Regions from separate parts of the Homo sapiens genome. Here region 1 is linked to region 2. The links are chromatin contacts, found by Hi-C in ENCODE. All regions are on one chromosome and are shown on one strand. The core of a region is the stretch at or near the end of the contact, and the rest is flanking DNA. Distances in the headings are between cores, read along the strand shown.

Region 1 (3,601 bases), core at 1,102-3,601, 7.8 Mb before region 2:
GGCGGTGAGAAAAGCGAATGTTATTATAGAAGTTGGCTTTGTATTGAGGGAGTAAGAGCTCTCTTCAAGGAGAGGGCTGAAATCTTTAAAAATAAATAAAACTTTCTCTACTGTAATTGCTATTAATAAAAAAAGGGAGCCCGGATGAATTAAGTAGCTCAAAACTGCCTGTTCGTCATGATCAGGAGCTCCTTCTCTACAAGGAGGGGAAAGAAAATGTGAAAACAAAAACTAAATTCAAGAAGCTCCTTGACCAGCGCGGGTGTCTTGGAGGCACCTGCCGGGGCCGGCCGGGGAGCGCTCCGCCCTCCCAGCCCCTGGCGCGCAGAGGAGACTAAAACAGCTAAGGAGAAAGCAAAACAAAAACAATGATAAAAACGTTTAAAATCCAAGGACAAAAACCGGAGTCGGTCTCAAAATCCGCGCCGTTCAGTGCTCCACTCGGTAGTCGACTCGGCTGCAGGCCCCGGCCTGGCCGGAGCAACGCGGGGGACACCCCCGATTCCGCTGGGGAGCGCAGCCCACAGCTCCCCCTCGCCAGGCGCCCAAGGACCCTCAAGGCGCGGGGCCCACACTTGAAGCCTGGGAACGCGCAGACAGGAAACCCTCTTCCTCCTAAGCAGTTTCTTGCTCGTCGGATGAGAGGCGCCCAATTGAAGCAGAATGATCCTCATCTACTAATATCCAGCGTGGCCACAAAGCGACTGGCCATTTACGCCACCACTTTAAACAAAGATATTTGGTTATTCCCGGGAAGCAAGAGCACTTTTGCATGGCTGAGCTGCGGGCGGAGGCGAGCCTCGGCCCAGCCTCCCGCCCGCTGAGCTGCCCGCACCTCGGCATTCGCCCCCTCCTGGCCAGCGCTCCAGCCGCCGGGGTTCAGGCTCAGTTCCGCCCGGCAACAGACAGACGGGCACTCACGCCGCTCCCTGCTCGCGCGCTCCCTGAAGCATCAGAGGGGAAAACAGCGTGGCTCTGGGCTCGGGTGCTGGGGCTGTGATGTCCTCGGAAAGTCAGCTCCAGCCCCAGATCCCCGCGTGTCTGGGAGATGGGCGAGGGTCAGGGACACCAGGTTTGTTCGAGGTGGGGCAACTTCAGTGACGGACCCTCCCGTGAGACCCCTTCCCATCCTCCCAGCTCTGGGGGCCAGTGCTGTGTTTGCTCGGCCGGGGGTGGGGGGGGGGGGGGAAGACCTTGGGGGAGGCGTGTTAGCGGGGGTGGCCCACTGAAAAACCCCTGAGCTGCGGGGGCGGGTTGTGGCTCGGGGATCCGGGACAGCCTCCGGGAGGCAGTCGATCCCCTACTCAGCGCCCCCTCCGCCCGCTCGGATTCTCTCCGGTAGGGGGAAAGGGGGCGGGGAGCAGAGGTGTCCCTCTGACGGCGGCAGAAGAGAGGCAGACAGACTGACAGACACGTAGACCAACAGTGCGGCCCCAGGGTTCGTCCCCAGACTCGCTCGCTCATTTGTTGGCGACTGGGGCTCAGCGCAGCGAAGCCCGATGTGGTCCGGAGGCAGTGGGAAGGCGCGGGGCTGGGAGGCCGCGGCGGGAGGGAGGAGCAGCCCCGGCAGGCTCAGGTGAAACCCCCACCCTGTCCCTCAGCCCCCTCCTCCTAAAGACCTGTCCGTGCCCGGGGAACCCCGACCGAATTGGAAAGTGGTTCCACTTTGTAACTCCGCAAGTTGGTTGCAAAGCAGCATTCACCTTCCTTCCTCTCAACCATCTCTCCTCCTCTGTTACTCCCCCACCCCACCTCCTGCCCTCCCCGCTCTCGGTTCCCTCCTCCTTCCCCTCCCCTCCACCTCCTCCCCGCGCTCCGCTGGTACCCCACAAAAAATGGGGGTGGGGGTGTCCAAGGGAGGGGGGAAATGCTTTGGGTCTCGTCTCTGCCTCTCTCTCTCTCTCTTTGAGACCTAAAAATCCTGACAAGTGAAACTTAAAGGTGTTTACCTTGTCATCAGCATGTAAGCTAATTATCTCGGGCAAGATGTAGGCTTCTATTGTCTTGTTGCTTTAGCGCTTACGCCCCGCCTCTGGTGGCTGCCTAAAACCTGGCGCCGGGCTAAAACAAACGCGAGGCAGCCCCCGAGCCTCCACTCAAGCCAATTAAGGAGGACTCGGTCCACTCCGTTACGTGTACATCCAACAAGATCGGCGTTAAGGTAACACCAGAATATTTGGCAAAGGGAGAAAAAAAAAGCAGCGAGGCTTCGCCTTCCCCCTCTCCCTTTTTTTTCCTCCTCTTCCTTCCTCCTCCAGCCGCCGCCGAATCATGTCGATGAGTCCAAAGCACACGACTCCGTTCTCAGTGTCTGACATCTTGAGTCCCCTGGAGGAAAGCTACAAGAAAGTGGGCATGGAGGGCGGCGGCCTCGGGGCTCCGCTGGCGGCGTACAGGCAGGGCCAGGCGGCACCGCCAACAGCGGCCATGCAGCAGCACGCCGTGGGGCACCACGGCGCCGTCACCGCCGCCTACCACATGACGGCGGCGGGGGTGCCCCAGCTCTCGCACTCCGCCGTGGGGGGCTACTGCAACGGCAACCTGGGCAACATGAGCGAGCTGCCGCCGTACCAGGACACCATGAGGAACAGCGCCTCTGGCCCCGGATGGTACGGCGCCAACCCAGACCCGCGCTTCCCCGCCAGTAAGTGAGGCCGCCCCACTGCGGGGCCGCGGGCTGAGCTCAGGAGGTGCGGCGAGAGCCGTCCAGAAGGCGCGGCGCCGGCAGGCTGCGCGCTGGGCATCAGGGAGGGCGGCCCGGCAGCGGCGCCAGGGACTTGGGTGCGGGAGCTGGGGATGCTTCCCCCTGCTCGGCTGGGGGTCCAAGAACAGGCACTTGGTAGCGCTGGGGTCCTGCGGTCAGATGCGGGTACTCGGCGTCTCCTAGGCGCGGTGGACTGGCAGCTCTGCTCGGCGCAGAAGACCTCGGGGAGCCAAGGGAAGCGACCCCGAGCTCAAGGAGCAGGGGCGAGCAGAGCGCGGAGAGGCTAGACCGGGCCAGGAGGGAGGCTGCCCTGTTGGGAGGCACTCGAGCGCCCGGCCCGGCCCTCTCTCCAGCGGAGTCTGGGCAGGTGGGAGGACTCGCAGTTCCAGAGGGGACTCTAAGGGTCCGAGCAGGTGCCCTCACTGGGGCCTGACAGGAGAGAAGCCAAGAGGCAAAGCGTCTGGGGGCTCCAGCTTTTGGAAGTCAACACCCCCTCTCCTAACCTCTCCAAACTGGGGTCTACCGTAGGACCCCAGCTCCCGGCCTGAGCCCAGTTCGCCGCCTGTGGCCAGCTAATCCTAATGCTCTGACCCGGGCTGGGCACGAAAGGAGCAGAAGCGGCCTTTCCCCCACTGCGTCTTTTGGTTCGAAAGAGGGAACTGAGACTGAGGGAGGGCAGCCAGGGTTGGGGCTGTGAGCGCTCCAGTACAGCCCCCTCGACGGTACGGCCTGGGGCAGGCGCTGGCAGTTCCCCGCGGATGGGCCTCTTGGGCCCCAGCGCTAGGCTGCCTGGGTCAGGAGGGCGCCGTCGGTTGGGGCGGGCCGGGCGGGCCAATGGCGCGGAAAACAGGGGTGGCCTGGCTCGGCCTGGCCCCGGCCGACGCTGTGCGTTTGTCG
Region 2 (3,971 bases), core at 36-2,535:
CTCCCCCTCTCCGCGGGCCTCGGACCCCGAGGCCGCGCGGAGCCGCGTAGGGATACGCCGGCGGGAGCACGCGGTGCCGCAGCCCTTCCCTGCGCCCCCGCCACCCCCTCCACCCCGCCGGCTCCGCTCCACCGAAATTCCCCTCCTAGGGCCAATAGCTCACATTTCCGGCTTCCTCCTCATTGTACTGGGTCATTTTCGTTTAAGCGTCAATATTTGTCCTTAGTGATTAAAGTTTGTATCCAATTTTATTTTTGAAAGCGGGGGTGGTGGTGGTAGTGGGAAGAGTGGGAGTGCAGGGAGAGGATGCGAGAGGGCAGGAAATGGAGGAGGTAGAGGCGAGGCACTACTTTTCCGAGTCGGCCTTGCAGGCCAGTGTCTGGCATTTCTGAGCCAGCAGGAAAATTGTGCCCTTTGTAGGTAATAGTCTAGCGCAGCTTTGGATAAGGGGGGAGATAAGGCCCACCGCTGGCGTGTGTGCGGGGGTGTCCTTTACTTCGGGGGAGGAGGGTGTGGGAGAGCTTTGGGAGCGATGAGATGAGGAGGAGGAAGTGGGCAGAGGAGCGCGGGGCCAAACAGGGGTTACTTACTCGATTCCTGAGGCCTGGGCGGCGGCGAGCTCCGGGCTCCGGCACCGCGGGGAAACCGGGACTGGGGCTCCGGGTGCTGCTGCGGCGGCCGGGGCCGCTCAGTAGTGGGCGCCTCTGATGGCCTTCCGAAATGAGAGGTGCCCAGAGAGAAAACAGTACCAAACAATCTCGAAATAAATCAGGTAACACATGCTATATACGTGTGTCTCTTCCTTTTCCTTCTCTCCTGCTCCAGAGCGTCGCTCACGCGCGGGGTGACTCGATGTCGTTTTCTCCTCGCCGCTCCAGCCTCAGCTTCTAATCCGAATTGGAAGCGGGTAGCTGCGAGCGATCACCCTGGAAATATTTTCGTTTTGCTTGTTGACATTGGAGGGAAAATAAGGGTGGGCGTCTATTTCTTTCCGGTTTTTTTTTTAAGCCTTCCTATTTTCACTCCTTTTTTTTCCTTTCCGTTTCTCAAATGCTTTTATTTTGTGCGGGCCTCATTCCTGAAATAACAGTATACTGAAGCCAGCTCTTGCCAACCCTGAGTGCTGCTGGAAAGCACCGGGGAGCCTTGGGAACGTGGATCTCACAGTCCCAGCTTCTTGGGCTTTGGAACTGGGAAGGTTCGGTTGGAGGTTGAAGTGAATGGGGAAATTGCGAATCGGGGGCTTTAAAAGGATCCCGTGGCCAGGGGCAGGGCTAAGGCCCAGCATTTCCCAGGGATTGGAATTTAGTGGGGAGCACATTGATCAAAGGCTGTTTCATCCCACATGGGCACGAAACATACCACATTTTACGGAGGATGTAGCCCCAGAGAAGAGGGAGGTGGAGAAGCATAAATGAAAGGCACCTTTTCCTTCCTCTAGAAGGTAAATAATTATAAAATGTAAGCATTTCTTCACTTGGATAAACTTTCATTAAGATATCTGGCAGATTTGGTATTTAAGAAAACGAAGGAAGGAAAATTGGTGCTTATGCTTGATCCTAAAGTTAAATTGTAACATAAAGAATGCGGTTGATGAATACTCAGGATAATAGGGGGTTATTCCATCCTCCCCACCCCCAGTCTTAAGAAAGAGAAAGAGAGAAAAGGTTGGGGGGGGGGGAGGAAACTGGAGAGAATAATAGATAATTACAAATAGCTAGTGAATTTTAAATATGCATCTATTAGGAATGCCACAAAGGAGCTTTGAATATTGGACTAACCTCAAATGTCCTTCCACTGTATGTATGTATCTTTACCTATGTCTACATATCTTCTCACTTTAAAACAAACTGTATTTACATGTGGAAAAATTCAAGGGTTCCAACAATCAGTGTTGATAGTGACATGGTCCCAAACATTTATTTCCAAGCTCTGGATTTCTCGCAGGGCCGGGTGAGCTAATGGGCTTTGCCTACCGGCTGGAGAGATTTGTGGGCCTTCCCCTTCCTACTCACTTTTCCTCCTCCCACTCTTCTCCCCTCTTCAGGCCCGTTCTTCCTACTTTTCCTCAACTCTCCTTCCTCCCTCCTCCCTCCTTCTCCCTTAGCTCCCCCCGCCCCTTCCCCCCACCCTCCATTCCTCTGTCTCTCCATTCCTCCACCTACTCCTCCCAATTTCTCCTCTTACAGCCCCCCTTCTCACCACCACTTATAATGGCACACAGGGCTCCCTCTGAGGTGGACGGCCCGGTACGTTTTCGTAGTCGGTCTAGCGTGAAATGATTCGGTGTAACCGGATTCTTGGGAAAGGACAGGTTACGTAAACATTTACTGATGTGGAGTAACTATACTATTTGTACTCTGATATGCAGGAAGGAAAGTGTTGATTAACACAGAAGAAAAAAAAAACGAAATTAGCTGATTGCATGCTCATAAGTGCAAGCTGTCATTGAACTGCTTTTAAAATAGACACAGCTGGGTGTTTGTGTTGAAAAATTTCTTGTGTTTTTGCTAATACTGAAATAAGCATGATTTTGTATACCAAACATTTTCAGATCATTAAAATTTGTAATCTGTGCTGGTTTTAAACACAAAGAAAAGAAACAGAATCATTTCGATGTAAAATTTGCTGATATTATATTAACTCAATCAGGTCTGTACAAATTGTGCATTGTGCCTCCTAAAATCTGTTTGATCAATTTAATACACAAAGTGCCAAACGTGGGTATTGTTTGTTAACATTGGACATTTTATTCAAATCCGAGCTCAGCAGCAAACTGGAGGAGCTTTCCTTCAATACAACACCAGCTCTGACTGATGAATTTTTAATGTTTTAAGGTGTTTCTTAGGTCAAATCTGAGCGTGCATTGTTTTGTAATCCTGTATAAAATTTTAGCAGGTGGAAATAAGTTTTTCTTCTGTTTACTTTCAAATAGCAAAAACTGGGGTTTGCTAATGAGCACTGTAATAATCTGATTTTATATGCTAGGAGCTCATATTGACTGGGAAAATGTTTTTCATTCAAATTAAGGCTATGTTATATAGTTTAAGGATTGCATGAATGCAAGTCTCTCAAAATAGGATATTCTTATGGGCATAAATAGTATATAGTTTAATGTAATATTTAAAAATCTATTCTTCCTAATGACAAAAGTTATTTGTAATCTGGCAAGAAGTGAGTTTTAATTCCTTTTAATAATTTCAATTGCACTTTATGTCGAGATGGTGATATATATATATACTCACACACATATATATGTGTGTGTGTGTATATATGTATATATATATAGCTTGTTCAACAAAACATGCACTGTTTACTCAGCACCCCGTGTTTGTCTCAGCAATAGCTTTTTTAAAGAACTGCTACTATTTGAAATGGAGGGGGAGGGGGGTCCTGGACAGAGTATTGTGCAAGTTGAAAGTCTCTGGATGGGGCTTTGTATATCCTACCAGCCAATTTGGGTGCAAATTGGATTTGAAGGCCTGCCTCTGTCCACCTCGGGCCTCTTCCCTAAGCACTGGAAGCCCAATCTTCAGCCCCACTCAGTCACCGTGATTACCTTCAGAAGACAGAGGGAATTCAGTTGTCTCAGACCTGAAACAAATTCTCTATCATTCTAATTTTTTTCTCATGATGGATCTAACCTTGATCTCTCACACAGACATCTACAAATGTGTACTATTAATGAATAAAAGCAGAAGTCAAAGTAAATGTAATTTTCTGGTATATATCACAGTAAACTTCTCTCTTGCTCTGTCTGCAGTCCCCCAGCTCTCCCAAAGAGGTCAGGCCCCGTAAAGAGTGAGCAGTTCCAATGGAAGAATTGGTTAGGAAATGAATTAGATTATTCCTTCTGGAGTTTTAATTAATAACCAAGGCTACACAGCATACTTCATCCGAGTAGGGAGCAGAACATTTCATTTTTCCATTTGGCGGTGTTATTTAAGTATTCTTTAGGGCCTCTTTCCTGT

Evidence for each region. A loop is a pair of places that touch in the nucleus more often than their neighbours do. Pooled maps may share reads with other maps.
Region 1: a pooled map shows a loop between it and region 2 (24-fold over the local background). The contact joins the promoter of NKX2-1-AS1 here to the promoter of FOXG1-AS1 in region 2. A Hi-C loop is called at or near these places in 5 of 50 pooled maps.

Annotation. Positions count from the first base shown.
Region 1 is chr14:36,518,028-36,521,628 of GRCh38, reverse strand. NKX2-1-AS1 (NKX2-1 antisense RNA 1) reads right to left here and starts at 2,351. Exons shown (of 2, transcript NR_103710.1): 1 at 1,950-2,351. It overlaps NKX2-1 (NK2 homeobox 1), which reads left to right and starts at 1,397. Exons shown (of 3, transcript NM_001079668.3): 1 at 1,397-1,576; 2 at 2,259-2,644. The coding sequence starts at 1,500. It overlaps SFTA3 (surfactant associated 3), which reads left to right and starts at 2,073. Exons shown (of 5, transcript NR_161365.1): 1 at 2,073-2,161. RefSeq lists enhancers at 1-981, 982-1,981, 3,140-3,601.
Region 2 is chr14:28,762,633-28,766,603 of GRCh38, reverse strand. FOXG1-AS1 (FOXG1 antisense RNA 1) reads left to right here and starts at 1,285. Exons shown (of 7, transcript NR_125758.1): 1 at 1,285-1,444. RefSeq lists an enhancer at 162-686.